2 separate regions of the Mus musculus genome follow, and region 2 is linked to region 1. The links are chromatin contacts, found by POLR2A ChIA-PET in ENCODE. All regions are on one chromosome and are shown on one strand. Each heading gives the region's core, a stretch centred on a gene start or an enhancer-like site at or near the end of the contact. The rest is flanking DNA. Distances are from core to core; before and after follow the strand shown.

Evidence for each region. ChIA-PET counts read pairs that join two places held with the same protein, here RNA polymerase II (POLR2A).
Region 2: POLR2A ChIA-PET joins it to region 1 with 20 read pairs in Patski. The contact joins the enhancer-like site here to the promoter of Mynn in region 1. POLR2A ChIA-PET finds 5 or more read pairs at or near these places in 2 of 5 experiments (Patski and embryonic stem cell).

The regions. Positions count from the first base shown.
Region 1 is chr3:30,599,540-30,606,227 of GRCm38, forward strand. It overlaps Mynn (myoneurin), which reads left to right and starts at 2,548. Exons shown (of 8, transcript NM_030557.3): 1 at 2,548-3,156; 2 at 3,965-4,261. The coding sequence starts at 3,996. n-TVaac8 (a tRNA gene) reads left to right here and starts at 1,731; the gene lies at 1,731-1,803. It overlaps Actrt3 (actin related protein T3), which reads right to left and starts at 331. Exons shown (of 2, transcript NM_029690.2): 1 at 117-331. The coding sequence starts at 310.
Region 2 is chr3:31,018,744-31,025,617 of GRCm38, forward strand. It overlaps Prkci (protein kinase C, iota), which reads left to right. Exons shown (of 18, transcript NM_008857.3): 3 at 6,387-6,476. Among named protein-coding and RNA genes, the nearest start is that of Mir7008, 17 kb to the right of the region's middle. Within about 2 kb of position 4,213, at least 1 of the 3 ENCODE cell types and tissues checked has a DNase peak (open chromatin) inside an H3K27ac peak, as active enhancers do.

The sequences.
Region 1 (6,688 bases), core at 1,298-3,797:
TGTTTTTTGTAAGGAGTGGCCTTGGGGTTCCTTCCCTGGTCCTTTCGGGGTGGCTTTAGCTATGGGCTCTCCACCCACTTCCACAAAGCCCCCAAGACTGCAGAGTCCCGCAGTACCTGATGGATAGGAAGCTCCTGCGCTCCTGCGCTTGATCACCCACACACAGCTCCTGCCTGCTGTCCGCCGTATGGCCCTTGGACCGGCCCAGAATATTCGGGTAGACAAACTGGGGCTCCCGGGTCCCAGCCAGGCCCGCCTTGATCATTCCCGAGCCGTTGTCGATCACCACTGGTGGCTGGTAGCCGCTCATGCCGCTGGTGCTGCTGCATCTGCGCCTCCAGACCGCTCTTCCCAGGCTGTGCGGTGACAGGTGTTGGTAATGTCGCGTCACAGAGGACCCGGCCATCTGCTGGCCCGCATGACATGAGTGAGGTGCCTCCTGCGACCGCTTTCCATGGGTTGAGCATCACCGCTGCTCCTGGAAGCTCTCAGCATTAATACCAGAAAACCGGGCTACCCTTGCAAAACATAGAAATCTAACAATTTGCAAGAACCTTTCTCAAACACGCTGAATGTCTATTAAAAAAAAATTCTCTTAAGTCCTTGCACTGTGGTTAACAGTAGTGTTCCAGGGCGAGTGGGAAGCTGGAGGAAGACCCTTAACACCGGCCTTGGAAATATCGCTACAGGAAGGCTCTGCCTGGCTTCTGTAAGGATCAATTTCAGGGAGTGCTGGGGTGTGAAACGAGTTTATGTTCTGTATAGTAAAGTAAACAACGTTACATCTTTCCTGTCCTTTCTAAAGATATACACAAAAAGGCAAAACCTTTTGGGTTTTGTAAGATGGTGCATTTTAGCACAGGCTGCCCTCGAACTCAGCGGAATTCCCCTCTTCAGGCTCTGAGTTCTGGGATGCTCGGCTCCCCTCCTTCCCCTTTTCTTTTCTCCGTTCATTTCTCTCTCTCTCTCTCTCTCTCTCTCTCTCTCTCTCTCTCTCCCTCCCTCCCTCCCTCCCTCCCTCCCTCTTCCCCCCCCTCCTTCCCCCCTTATTTCATCCTTTTCTTCATCTTCTGGATTATATCTCTAGGTCCTCCGAAGCTAATTTTCATTTCCTGAGGTTGATGTTTTAGGAATAAGAACATGTCTGCCATTTGGTAAGAATATAAATGCCTTAGATCATTATGAAGTTCAGTTCAGAAAAAGAAAGTACACTGCGCAGCAAAAAATGAACGTCTTGGTGTCTGGTTTCGCGCATCCTTTAGGGGCTTTAAAACAGCACACAAATAGAAGCTTTGGTTTCGAAGCAGGATGGGGAAAAGGGTAATTTACACGTGCTTCCACCAAAACCCGCCAAAGCACTGTACTGCGCCAAATCACAGGCCCTGGCTACAGCGCGCCGCTGCTTCCCAGCTGGAGGAAAGCATAACCTGTCTAAAATGAGAAAAAAAATGAAATTCGGCCAGGAACTAAGTGTGCCTGCTGGTCTCTAGTGGTGTACCCGCCGGGCTTAGCAAAACAAGAAAAAGACAGAATGAATGAAAGGAAGGAAGGGAGAAAAAGAAATTGCAAACAAGTTCAAACTTTTAAATAGTCTCAGCCTGTTAAGTTAACTGTGCTTTGTTAATATTTTTTCTCTCTCCTCATTGAAAAATGCATAAACCTTAAACAGGTGTGAAACGTATATGACGACATCACATAAGAAGAACATTTCAACACACCAGTGCAACCAAGTTTCCGTAGTGTAGTGGTTATCACGTTCGCCTAACACGCGAAAGGTCCCCGGTTCGAAACCGGGCGGAAACATATCTTTTAAAACGGTAACCCGCCCATTAAAGAAACGACCTTGAATCAGCTGTTTTAATGTTGATAACAAACGCCCCAACACACAGACGAGAGCAGCAACAAAAAGGGCTGATGAAGTAGGTAGCTACTGATTCTAGAAGGCATTCTCCCAATCTCTAGCCTCTGAAGCATGTCTGTATTCAGTTTTCTCCCCTCGAGATTCCATTTCCCCCCCCTCCTGTCAGGCTAAATTTTGTTCTTAATTTATATGTCAACTTCACTAAATATTTCAGAATTAACACATTATCGAAAGGGTTTGACAAAAAGATGAAATTAAAAAGAAATTTATACTCAGACATATAAAAAAGTAGCCTCAACATTTTTCTTATAAAAACGACTCGTGGTTTTATTCACAAATTCTTCACAGAGATATAAGCAAAAAGATTCCGGTATGGAAAAAACTCTCAGAGTTTTTGAGACTGTCTTTTAAATAAAGTCACAGGTAAATTCCTTAAAAAGCATAAACGTAACTTATACCAACAAACGTTTCAGTTGTGCTTTTTAAGATTTATGACGTCCGCAGGTTCTAGGGAAGAACACATCAAAACTTAACTTTGCTCTTCTCCCTTTACTGCACTAACTCTGATTTCGAGGTAAATAACTGTGCTAAAATTATTCTGGTTCAGACGTAGGAAAACCTTTTCCGGTAGAAAGCCCACCTTCCTCCCACGTTGCGCATGCCCAGTGTGCCCTGCTGCTTTGCTTTGCTTTCGAACATCTCATCTCTGTTGCCAGGTAAGGGCATTCTGGTAGATGAGCTTTGGTGAGCCGGTTCAAACAGAATTCTGGGGGTCCCAAGAGCTTTCGGATATGCAAAAGAGGAAGGAGTGATTGGTCTCGACTTAAGCATATCCCTCCCACTCGCCCCGGTCAAGAACCAGGGTGCACAACACAGTCATCTCCACTGGAGGGGCGCTAATGAAGACAGGATGACAGGCGAGGAAAAGAACTACAACTCCCAGCATGCAGCGCGCAGCGCGGTTCCCGGAGAGGCCGGCTCTGCACTCAAGCCCGGTCTCCATCCAGAATCTGGGCCGACAGCTGCGGGCTGACAAGGTGAGCAGCTCGCACCGGATGCGAGTGAGCAAGGAGGTGTGATCCGGAGACCTGGGCATGCCGGGAAGTCAGGGCTCTGAGACCCAGCTCGCCGGCCCTAGTAGACTTTTAGCGTCCTATCTCCGGTGTCCCCAATGGACCACACACCCGGACGTGACGCTATCGCAGAGGAGGAAGGGAGAGGCGGAGCGTCGCAGTGACGTCCTCCCAAGATGGCGGTGAGAGAGTGAAGAAACTGTTTCCCTTGGGCGGCTACGGGTGAGTGCCGCCCTCTGTCTGGCCTGTCGTCCCTGCGTTCTGGGATCCCGGGGTCTTATGTGGTCCGGCGCCTCGGAGATCGAGCGCGATTCGGGGCGGAGGAGGGTGTCTAGGCAGAGGCAGCGTCCGCGGTATATGTAGTCATGGCCGGTGCCGTGGGAACTCGCGGGAGTGCAAGCTGGGAGTGCAAGGCAGCGGTGGCCGGGGACTGGCTAGGACTGTCGCCCTCCGCCGCTGCCAAGCAAGCAGCGGGCAGGCAAGGGGTGTGTCCTCCTCCGGAGAGTGATGGAACCTTTGACACAGCGGGTCGGGGCGTTCCCGCCCCCTTGCACTTGCCTGGAGCTTGGAACCTCACCATCTCTGCTTACAGGGTTCAGTGATCAGAGAGCAATGGGAACAACTCGTATCGTGTTCTTATCCTGTTTCAAGGAGGCTTTTCTTAGTCTATTTGTTTAAGCACCTTCAGGTAAAGATGCCTGTTGGAGCTTAAAAGTTTGAGGGGTCAACTCTAGAAGCTTAGGATTTTACGGCCCTGTTTACAACTGTGACATGTTTTTTTTTGTTGTTGTTGTTTTTGTTTTTGTTTTTTTCACTGCCTTTTATTGCATTAGTGTTCTAGTGCAGTAAAACAAAGAAAAGCATTTAATCACCACGAGTGTTCGATGAGGCTTTTGGGGGTTGGGAGGCAAAGGAAGAGCTGTGTTCTTTGGGTTTAGTCTTTTGTCCCACACTCCCTTACCGCTGCATGGGTGAATGTTTGATGAAAGCTTACGGCTATCAGTTCACCGTCTCTTCTTGTCTTTTTTAGATCAAGGGTGAAATCCCATTCTGCTAGCAAAATGCAGTATTCACACCACTGTGAGCACCTTTTAGAGAGACTGAATAAGCAACGGGAAGCGGGATTTCTTTGCGACTGTACCGTAGTGATTGGAGAATTCCAGTTTAAGGCGCATAGGAATGTGCTTGCCTCCTTTAGTGAGTATTTTGGGGCGATCTACAGAAGCACTTCTGAGAACAATGTTTTTCTTGATCAGAGTCAGGTGAAGGCTGACGGATTTCAGAAACTGTTGGAGTTTATATATACAGGAACTTTAAATCTCGACAGGTAAAGTACATGTTTTTATTCAGTTATAAAATCTAGTCTTTAGAGCTAGATTCCTGTTTTTCCAGTTTGCTCTCCATGCTCATTCTCAGTGTTGTTACACAACACACACACACACACACACACTATAGCTTCAGTAGAACTGTTGAGGATGAAAAGATGTTTGGTAAGCACAAAAAACACATTAAAGCTGGTGGTGGGCGGCAGAGGCAGGCAGGACCTAATAAATTCAAGGCCAGCCTGGGCAACAGAGGAAGTTCCAGGACAGCCAGGGCTACACAAAGAAACCCTGTCTTGAAAAAACAAAAACAAACAAACAATACACATTAAAGTCAAGAATTCCATCTGACAGACTTATTCACCAAAAAAAAAAAAAAAAGGCTCTATTTCAATTTTGCAAATTCTGAATTTAAAGTAGGTTTTCCTTTGGTCTTCATGTCCCTCAGGCCCTCTCTCACACAGTCTCTGTCCGTTGCTGCTTCTAGGGTATTTGGAGTAGAGTTGTTGAAGAACCACCTCAGGCCTCATGGCCTCATGGCCTTCTAGTGCTCATATTTAAATGGCAACGTGCAGGACTTTCTGATTGTGGTTCTGGAAAGTAACTTCGTGGAAATGCAAGTAGCATTAAGTCTGTTCCCGTTGTCAACCTATCCAAAGCTTGAATCAAGCCAGAGGCATCACTGTGTTTCTCTTAAGGGTCTTAACCGTTGGGCTCCAGAGGTGCATTGGTCAAGTGCCTGCCGTGCAAGGATGAGGACCTGATTTCGGGTCCTTAGCCACCAAATAAAAGCAGTTTTGTGATACCAGTGCTGCTGGGGTGGAGCTCATTAGCCCGCCCGCCCGCCCTCCTGCCAGCCAGCCAGCCAGCCAGCCTAGCAGAATCTGGGAGCTTCTAGCTCAGGGAAAGATCCTGTCTCATATAATAGGGTGTGAAGGGCAACAGAGGAAGACACGCAGAATCGTCTGCGGCTTCCATACACAAATACACACACATCTGCATGCATGTGTGCACAGGAACACACACAGACTATGCCAAAAGATGCTTATTGCTGCCCCTTTATAGTAAGTAGGCTCTTCAGAGTCTTATAATAGAGATATATTGTTTCCTCTGTATAAAAGCTAGGCTGATAGTCATACATTCCTAGTTGTGGGAGAAAAGTAGAAAGGGCAGAAGCAAAAAGGATCTGGACAGATTATGCTTGCCTTCTTTCCTTCATTTCTAATAGAAGCATGCGCACAAGTAGGGGAGTGGCTGGTAGAACGGACTTATAGGCCAGTCGGGGTGGCGCACGCATTTAACCCAGAACTTGGGATGCAGAGGCAGGTGCGTCTCTTTGAGTTCTGGGCTAACCAGACTTACTGAAGGAAAAAAAAAAATAGACATTGGAATTGTGTCTTTCTGATTGGCTGATCATATGTCACCTAAAGGCCTCCGTGAGCCTTAATCGCCTCATAAAAGTGAGATAGTAGTAACTATATTGGTATTATTGTAAAAACTGAGTGAAAGGTTACTTGAAGCCCCCACTGGGCAACAAACACTTGTTTACTTTATATTTTATCGTCTTTATTCTCTGCCCTCTTCAGTTCTACATTTCTTAGAGGAAACTTGGAAGGGAAAAACGCCCATGAGATTGTGCCACCTACTGACTAGGACTATTAATATTTTTCATACACATCCTTTTCCAGGCCATCTCTACAGATGTATGCCTGTACACAGTTAAGATCCTTTCCTTGTAGCTTGCAGCTTATCCCATAATAAGAATGTACACTTCTTATACATGCTAGGATCAAAACACCTCTTGTTTTTTTTTTTTTTCTGAAAAGGAAGTATTCATGTTTTAGAATTGTTGTATTGGGATAATGAGCAGAGATAAGTTAATCTTCCACAATAATTAAAATTTGGTAAATAATTGATGAATTGAATGGGCTGAAGAATATAGAGTATTTAATACTAACTGCAGATCAGTGGATTTTGAGAGAGTTTTTTAATTTTTATGTTTTCTTTTTTGGTTTTTTTGAGATAAGATCTCACTGTGTGAGTTTGACAGAAACTCACTGTGTGGCTGAAGATGGCCTCAATACAGTCCCCAGAGTGCTCTATTGTAGACACAAGCCACCTGCCTTCCATCTGGTCTCTTTTTCCATTAACTATTTGTGAAAAAAAAAAATCTTAACTTGATTGGAACATCCTGGAACACCTTTCTTAGTAGAGAGTGCATAACAGTTCCGGGCTCTCTGGCACTTTCTCATAGATGGCTAAATGTCCATTTTTATTAACAAGACCTCTCCATGATTCATATTCACAGCAAAGATTGAGAAACCTAGTTAAAAGTACCTCCGAAGGCAGAAGAGAAGATTAGGAGACAGTTTTCATTGAACTCTTTCTGTTGCCAATCCAGAAAAGTTGATTGATTTCTGAGGAAGCCTCAG
Region 2 (6,874 bases), core at 2,963-5,462, 420 kb after region 1:
AACTGGGCTTCCAGGAAATTCAGGAAACTCAAGCAGGAAGGGTAAATCAGAAACTTAATGCCATGCACATAGATTAAGATAGAAGATTTAAATCAAAGCATACAATCTTTGTTTTTTGCCTCTTCAAAATGAAGCAAAAGTAGTCCTCCCCGCCCCTGGCAGTTAAGGTGGGTGTTTCATCAGTGTGATGTCTTAACTTTTATTTATTTATTTATCAGATCTCATTACAGATGGTTGTGAGCCACCATGTGGTTGCTGGGAATTGAACTCAGTACCTCTGGAAGAGCAGTCAGTGCTCTTAACTACTGAGCCGTCTCTCCAGCCCTTAACTTACATTTTAATATAAGAGTTTTCCTGTTCTTGACTGAAATGTAGAGCAGTCCTAGCAATTGTGTTCATTTAGGGTGATGTCAGAGCCTTAATCACCTAGTGACATGTACTCACAAGCATTTATGACCTGTCTGAGGATAGTGGGGCCTTGTTACCCATAACTGGGAGTATGGAACATCTCAGAGATACTCAGTTTCCACTGGTCAACTCAGTCTGTTAACAACAGCCCTACTAAGTTATGGGGGTATTAGAAATTGATAACCATAGGAGAAGATCCTAAAAGACATAAACTCCATTAGTTAGCACTTTTATAAATCTCTTCAAATGCCAGCACTCACATGGTAGATCACCACCATCTGTAACCAGTTCTGTCAGGGGGACTAAACCCGTGCAAGAGCCACAGTGAGTACTTTCAACTGCTGAGTCATCATCATCTCACCAGCCCCTAAGTGGGCCTGTTTGTTTGTTTGTTTGCTAAAAGCAGGTCTTGTTATGTGGTCCTGGCAGACCTGGAACTTGGAGTGACAGGTCCCCACCCCTCACCCCCACCTCCACCCCACCCTGCTTCTTTGGTCTCCTAATGTGAGTGAACTAGTAGGCCACAGTAGCAAACCATTTTAGGTGAACAGTAAACTATCACTAAGTATGTTCTTGCACAGGACAGGGAATGATGGATGTAAGTTATTTCTCTGATAGTTTTAAAGGTTAGTTCTAACTGAAAGTGATTATAAGGTACAGTATGATGCTTTGTCTTTGGTGTGTGTGTGTTTAATGTATATGGGTGTTTGCTTACATGTATCTCTATGCACCATATGCATACAGTGTCTGAGCTGGCTAGAAGAGGGTTTTGGATCCCATGGAACTGCAGTTACATTTTTAGCCACTATGTGGTTACTGGAAATAGAACCCAGGTTCTCCAGGATGGGGCTGTTTCTGTGACAAACTGACCTTTTTTTTTTTTTAAAGAATTGTAGAAGACTTTGGGATTTTGAAAAGTTACATTTGAATGCTGTAAGCAGGGTTAAGTAGTCCATCCTAGAAGAGCTTGGAAGACAGCAGTGCTGAGAGCAGTGTGGGCTGTGTAGGCCCTGCTCAAAATGGTTCAGAGAAGCACTATTAGCAATGGCGCCAGCGAAACTATTCCTGTGGCTGGCTGCTTTGGCAAAGAATGTGGCTTCTTTCTTCTGTAGTTCCAAGAATTTGCCTGAGGCTCACGTGAAAAGAAAACTTGTTGGAGGATGAGGTTTCATGACGACCTGCTCTTGTGCAGGTCTCTAGTGAAAAGAGCAAGTGGGACAAGCAAGAGAAATACATAACTACAGTTGAAGAGAAAAACGGGAGGCAATGTAATGTTGTGGCCAAGGCTTGTGCTGAAAGAGGAGAGAGGATTAAGACTGCTCTTCCAGAGGTCCTGAGTTCAGTTCCCAGCAACCACATCATGGCTCACAGCCATCTGTGATGGGTTCTGACGCCCTCTTCTGGTGTGTCTGAGGACAGCAACAGTGTACTCACATAAAATAAATAATAAATAAATCTTTTTTTTTTTTTTTTAAGAGAGGCCCAGGACCCAGGCGGTCACCCGACCTTCCAGCTTTAGAGTAATGAAAAAACCTGAGGAAGGGTTATGGAAACTTCTCCACAGTTAAGGAGAACCACTGAGGGCACTGGGGCAAGAGAGTTAGTTCCGGCATGGAAGTCACAAGATGCCATTGTGTGAAGTTGTGAAAGCGACTGGATTGTTAGAGACCCCTAGATGTTAGAAGTGCCAGAGTCGTGGGAGATCTGCCAAGGGATGTGCACACATGGAGTGGAGCCAGCCTGGGAGTATCTTGCAGGCAACAAAGCTAAAAGGGCGGACCCATTCAAGACTTGCAGTTTGCCCTGCTGTAATTTAGTCTAGTGGTTCCTCTCTATGCCCTCATAACTACCTTTTTGAATGACAATATATATTCTGTGCCATTGTATGTTAGAAATATGCAAATTTGTTTTATTTTCTAGAGGGTTACAGTTAAAAGTTTGACTTGAGTCTCAGAAGAGACTTTTGACTTTTAAGCAGTGTTGAACATGAACAATTTTGGGGACCTTTGAAGTTGGACTAAATGCATTTTGCCTTATGATATGGCCATGAGCCCAAGGGGGGCAGGGAGTGGAAAGTGGATTTAAATACAGTGAACTGTTTCTGCATCTTGTCAGGTTATTTTACACAGTTGGATCTTTCATATTAACATTTTGTTTGAAGCCTGCTGCTTATTTGCTTCTTTTTATAGCTAAAAACAAACAAACAAAAGGGCTGTGTGGAAAATAAGAATAAGCCTACTGGTCAATATCCAGATTTTATTAATTCTTTAATTACCTCAAAATTAACTACAATGAGCAAATACTCAGAATGTACTTGTATTTTATTTTAGACATTTAGAATTTGGTAATAGTGTTAGCTTTGAAAAATACCTTTCCTGGTCATTTTTGTTTTGTAATGACTTACATAGAGTGCTTTATGCATCAAACATATGGTCGAAAAAGGTCACATGTATCACGCAGGCCCTCAATCCAAGAAAAACAGAACAGGTTCAATGTGTGTGGTGTCTGTGCAGGGGTAAGTTAATGTATGGTTAACTAACAGGTTGAATGTGTGTGGTGTCTGTGCAGGAGTAAGTTAATGTATGATTAACTCACCGTCTTCTCACAAACCCCCTCAGAGCCTAGCTCATCATGACATTAGGTCCACAGTCCAAAGATGGTCATCTAATCCTGTGTCTTGCCCATCTATGGTTTGGGTTCCTTGACTGCCTCTCTGCTAGTTCTAAAGATCCATGAAATGGTGACAGGATAGTAAACTAGAGACAGGAGTAGTATAGTAGCTACCCCTAGTCACCAAGAGGGGAAGGTTCTGGTTCTGAACTATAATAGAATGTATTGTCATTCCCTCAGGAAAGCTCACTGCTACTCTCTGGGATTGGATCCCATGACTCTTAACATTGATGCTCTGATTCATCCTTCTCTCTTCCTAGGCTCTGTTTTGTAGTTCACTAATTTGCCTAGATTCTCTCCCACAGTTGAAAGACATAGCTCTTCATTTTGAACATTGTAGACCACCTGTGTATGGAGTTGTAACTGTTCATTGGACAAAAGCCATACTCACATCAGACTCTTCTAGACAAGGACTACATGTGTCTGAGGTTTGGGGACTAGAGAAATGGCTCATCAGTTGAGGGCACTGGCTACCTTACAGAGGACCCAGGTTTAATTCCCAGCACCTTCATGACATCTCACAACTATCTGTAACTACAGTTCCAGGGGATCTGACACTTTGACATATGCACATTCAAGAAGACACCACACCAATGCATATAAAAATAAAAATAAATTATTTTACAAAAAGAAAAGCCATTTGCTACTTTGGCCCTTCTGCCCAGTCTTCTGATCTTTGTATTTGCAGCCACTGATTCTGTAGATGCGTTTTCTGTTTGCTGTATTGCCTTCAGTGAGTGTCACCACACTCGCTCATTCATTTTGTCTATTGTCCGAACCGTTTTCTCTGTCTTCTGGCCTTCACAAGCAGTCCGTGGCTGCCATCTTCTGCCTTTCATGAAATAGAAAAGGCCACGTAAGTCTTCTTTTTGTGCCAGTTCTGGTTAGGTTTTCTATTTCTGTGCAACTTACCTTATAACTTAGTGATTCGAAAACTGACTTTCACAGTTCTGTGACTTATCAGAGCTAATGTTATAAATGTCCACAGAACATAAAAGGGAGTGAGGACTTGGCAGCTGAGTTGGAGAAAAGAACAGACACTGTTTTCTTTGAGACCATGTAGATAGGAAATGGTTTCTCTCAAGTAGTAAGCTGGGTTCTGTGCACTGTGTAATTGAAGATTAGTCAGAGCCAGTGGCATGTAGCATGCAGGAATGTGTCATAAAACCACAGGAATGAGCACCAGAGTAGCAGAGGGGAGGATCCAGTTCAAGCCCAGCTTTGCTCTAAGTGACTTGTTCATTGAGGAATGCACCTCGGATTTCCAGGGATCACTCTGCACTTCGCCTGCTTAGTTGAGAGAGGTGTGTCCTCCTCCCCTTCTGTGTGTGTAACTAAAATTCACCACTTACATTTAAGAGTAGCTGGAGCTGGTGTCCAGCCCTAGGTAGGACATCCTTCCCACCAAAGGCTCGGAACACGTCAGAGGAGGGGCATCTCAGAGGAGGGCTTCAAAGAATGTGAGAGATGCAGGAAGGCGAGGAATGCAACGCTGCCTTTGGGCTGTGCTGTGGCCTCTGCAGCCGAGGACTCACTGCAGCTGTGACCAGTGCAGGGAGGTCAGTCATCATCCCAGCAGAGAGGGCTCAGTGGGCAGCTGTGAACAAAGAAAGAGGCAGAAGGGGAGAAAGGCTCGTGGGGTGCTTCAGAGGAGTGGGAGGGAAAGTGGAGCTGGGGTATACATCATCAGGACGCATTGTTTCTATCTATGCAGTTGTCAAAGAGTAAAAGATGCTTTGTTTAAAGAGAGAAGAGAAACAAAAAGAAGGTGATGGAGAGGTGGGTGAGCAGTGAAGAACACTTGCTGTTCTTTTTGCAAAGGACCCAGGTTCAAATCCCAGCACCCACAAGGTACCTTACAACTGTCTGGAACTCTAGTTCCAGGGGATCTGATGCCTTCTGACCTGCCATAGACACACACACACAGTGCACAGACATATCTGCTAGCAAATATTTGTCAAATAAATCTAAAAAAAATTTTTAGTAGCTCAAGCTAGACTATTCTTAGTCCAGAGTACTTTAGTGGTTTCTTTCTTGTGACTTAATTGACCAAGGTTGTAATATGATACAATATCCATTACAGTCACTGCCTGTGTTAGGGTCCAAGAATCACCAAGGAATGATAACCCAGACTCAAATAGTATGCAAAAGCAAAGAGCATTTTTTTTCCAGCGGAATTTCCTGCATGCAGGGGTCTTTTCATTCAGGAATAGAGACACCGAGTGGGCTCGCAGGCCCAGCTTTTATTGTCAAGGGAATTCCAGTGTGTGTGTGTGTGTGTGTGTGTGTGTGTGTGTGTGTGTGTGTGGTATGTGCCCCTTTACCGTGATTGGTTAGCTCTACTCTAGGGATCCTTCAGGCCAAAGGACAAGGTGTCCTCAGATTGGCTGCCCATGGCTGCGGTTGGCTGACCACAGGTTCCTGGATCCCAGTTCTGTTTGTGGGAAACACAAACTTAGGCCTAGTCTCCCAAACTGTTTGCAGCCTGTCATGGAGTCAGCCTGGCTCTGGCTCAGTCCTCTCACCTGGAAGCCCTACCCATCCATAGTGTGGCAGTGGAACTGCTTTAGCTCCTTTTTAAAAGAAACTAGCAGCCAGGTCTGGTGGCATTAGCTTATAATACCAGTACTTGGTAGACTGAGGCAGGAGGATTGTCTGTTTAAAGCCAGCCCAGGCTATAGAATAAGTTCCAGAGCAGCCTGAGTAAATTACTGAGATCCTATCCCCAAACAGAACAAAACAGGGGTGGGGCTGGCTCTATGCTCTCCGTGTTAGAATGCATGCCAGGCCTGGTCCTGGGCTCCATCCACAACACTGAAGACAAGGAAAAGAGCTGAAAACTTGTTCTTAACCATACCCATGTGAGTGAGCCATGCCTGTCTGAAAGTGGTTAGAGTACATTTGCTTCTCTCCCTCCCCTTCTCTCACCCTCTCCCTCTCCCTCACCCTCTCCCTCGCCCTGGCCCTCACCTTCTCTCGCCCTCACCTTCTCCTCACCCTCTCTCCCTCCCCTTCTCTCGCCCTCTCCCGTGTGTGTGTGTGTGTGTGTGTGTGTGCGTGTGCGTGTGCGTGTGTGTGTGTGTATTAGGAGTAGAGTGGTTTTATATGTAGAAGATGGTGCATCTGCGTCCCATGTGTCCTTTTGTGCAACTAGAAATGGATGTGAGAACATCTGCAGAGGTAAAGTTGCCTAGGGTAGTGTCTAAGCATCTGTCCAGGTACATGCTCCCTCAGTCACAGCCTAGCGAATTTGCTTACTGTTATCGTGCTCAGAGGTTTGGGGACTGAGCTTTCCGTTTTGTTTTTAGGAGACCCATGTACAGTGTCTTCTCAGTTGGAGTTAGAAGAGGCTTTCAGGCTGTACGAGCTGAACAAGGATTCTGAACTCTTGATTCATGGTGAGAGAGCCATCACTTGACTCCCAAAGCTCTAATTAAGACATAACTCTTTTATTATGTGTGCCCTCCTCCCTATGTAATTGGCCTTCAGATTCTTTTTCCTGGAGTAGAGCAAGTAAGACGATTATGCGCTCTATAGTCTAGGAGAACTGTATATCTTTCTATAGTCTTTTAGGATACTAAAGTGCCGTCTCCCATTGCTTCACAACTTAGACATTCCTGCACAGCTTTAGAAGTCTATTTGGGGTGGGGGCAGTGGCCACCCTTTTCTAGTGTAAAGTTTTAAAATGTTGAGAGAAATGATCAGTTACGCAGGCAGGCAGCACCTGCCTATCGTCCTACAGCTTGGGAGGCAGAGGCAGGAGGAGCCAAGATAGGCCACAGCAGCCTGAGCTACA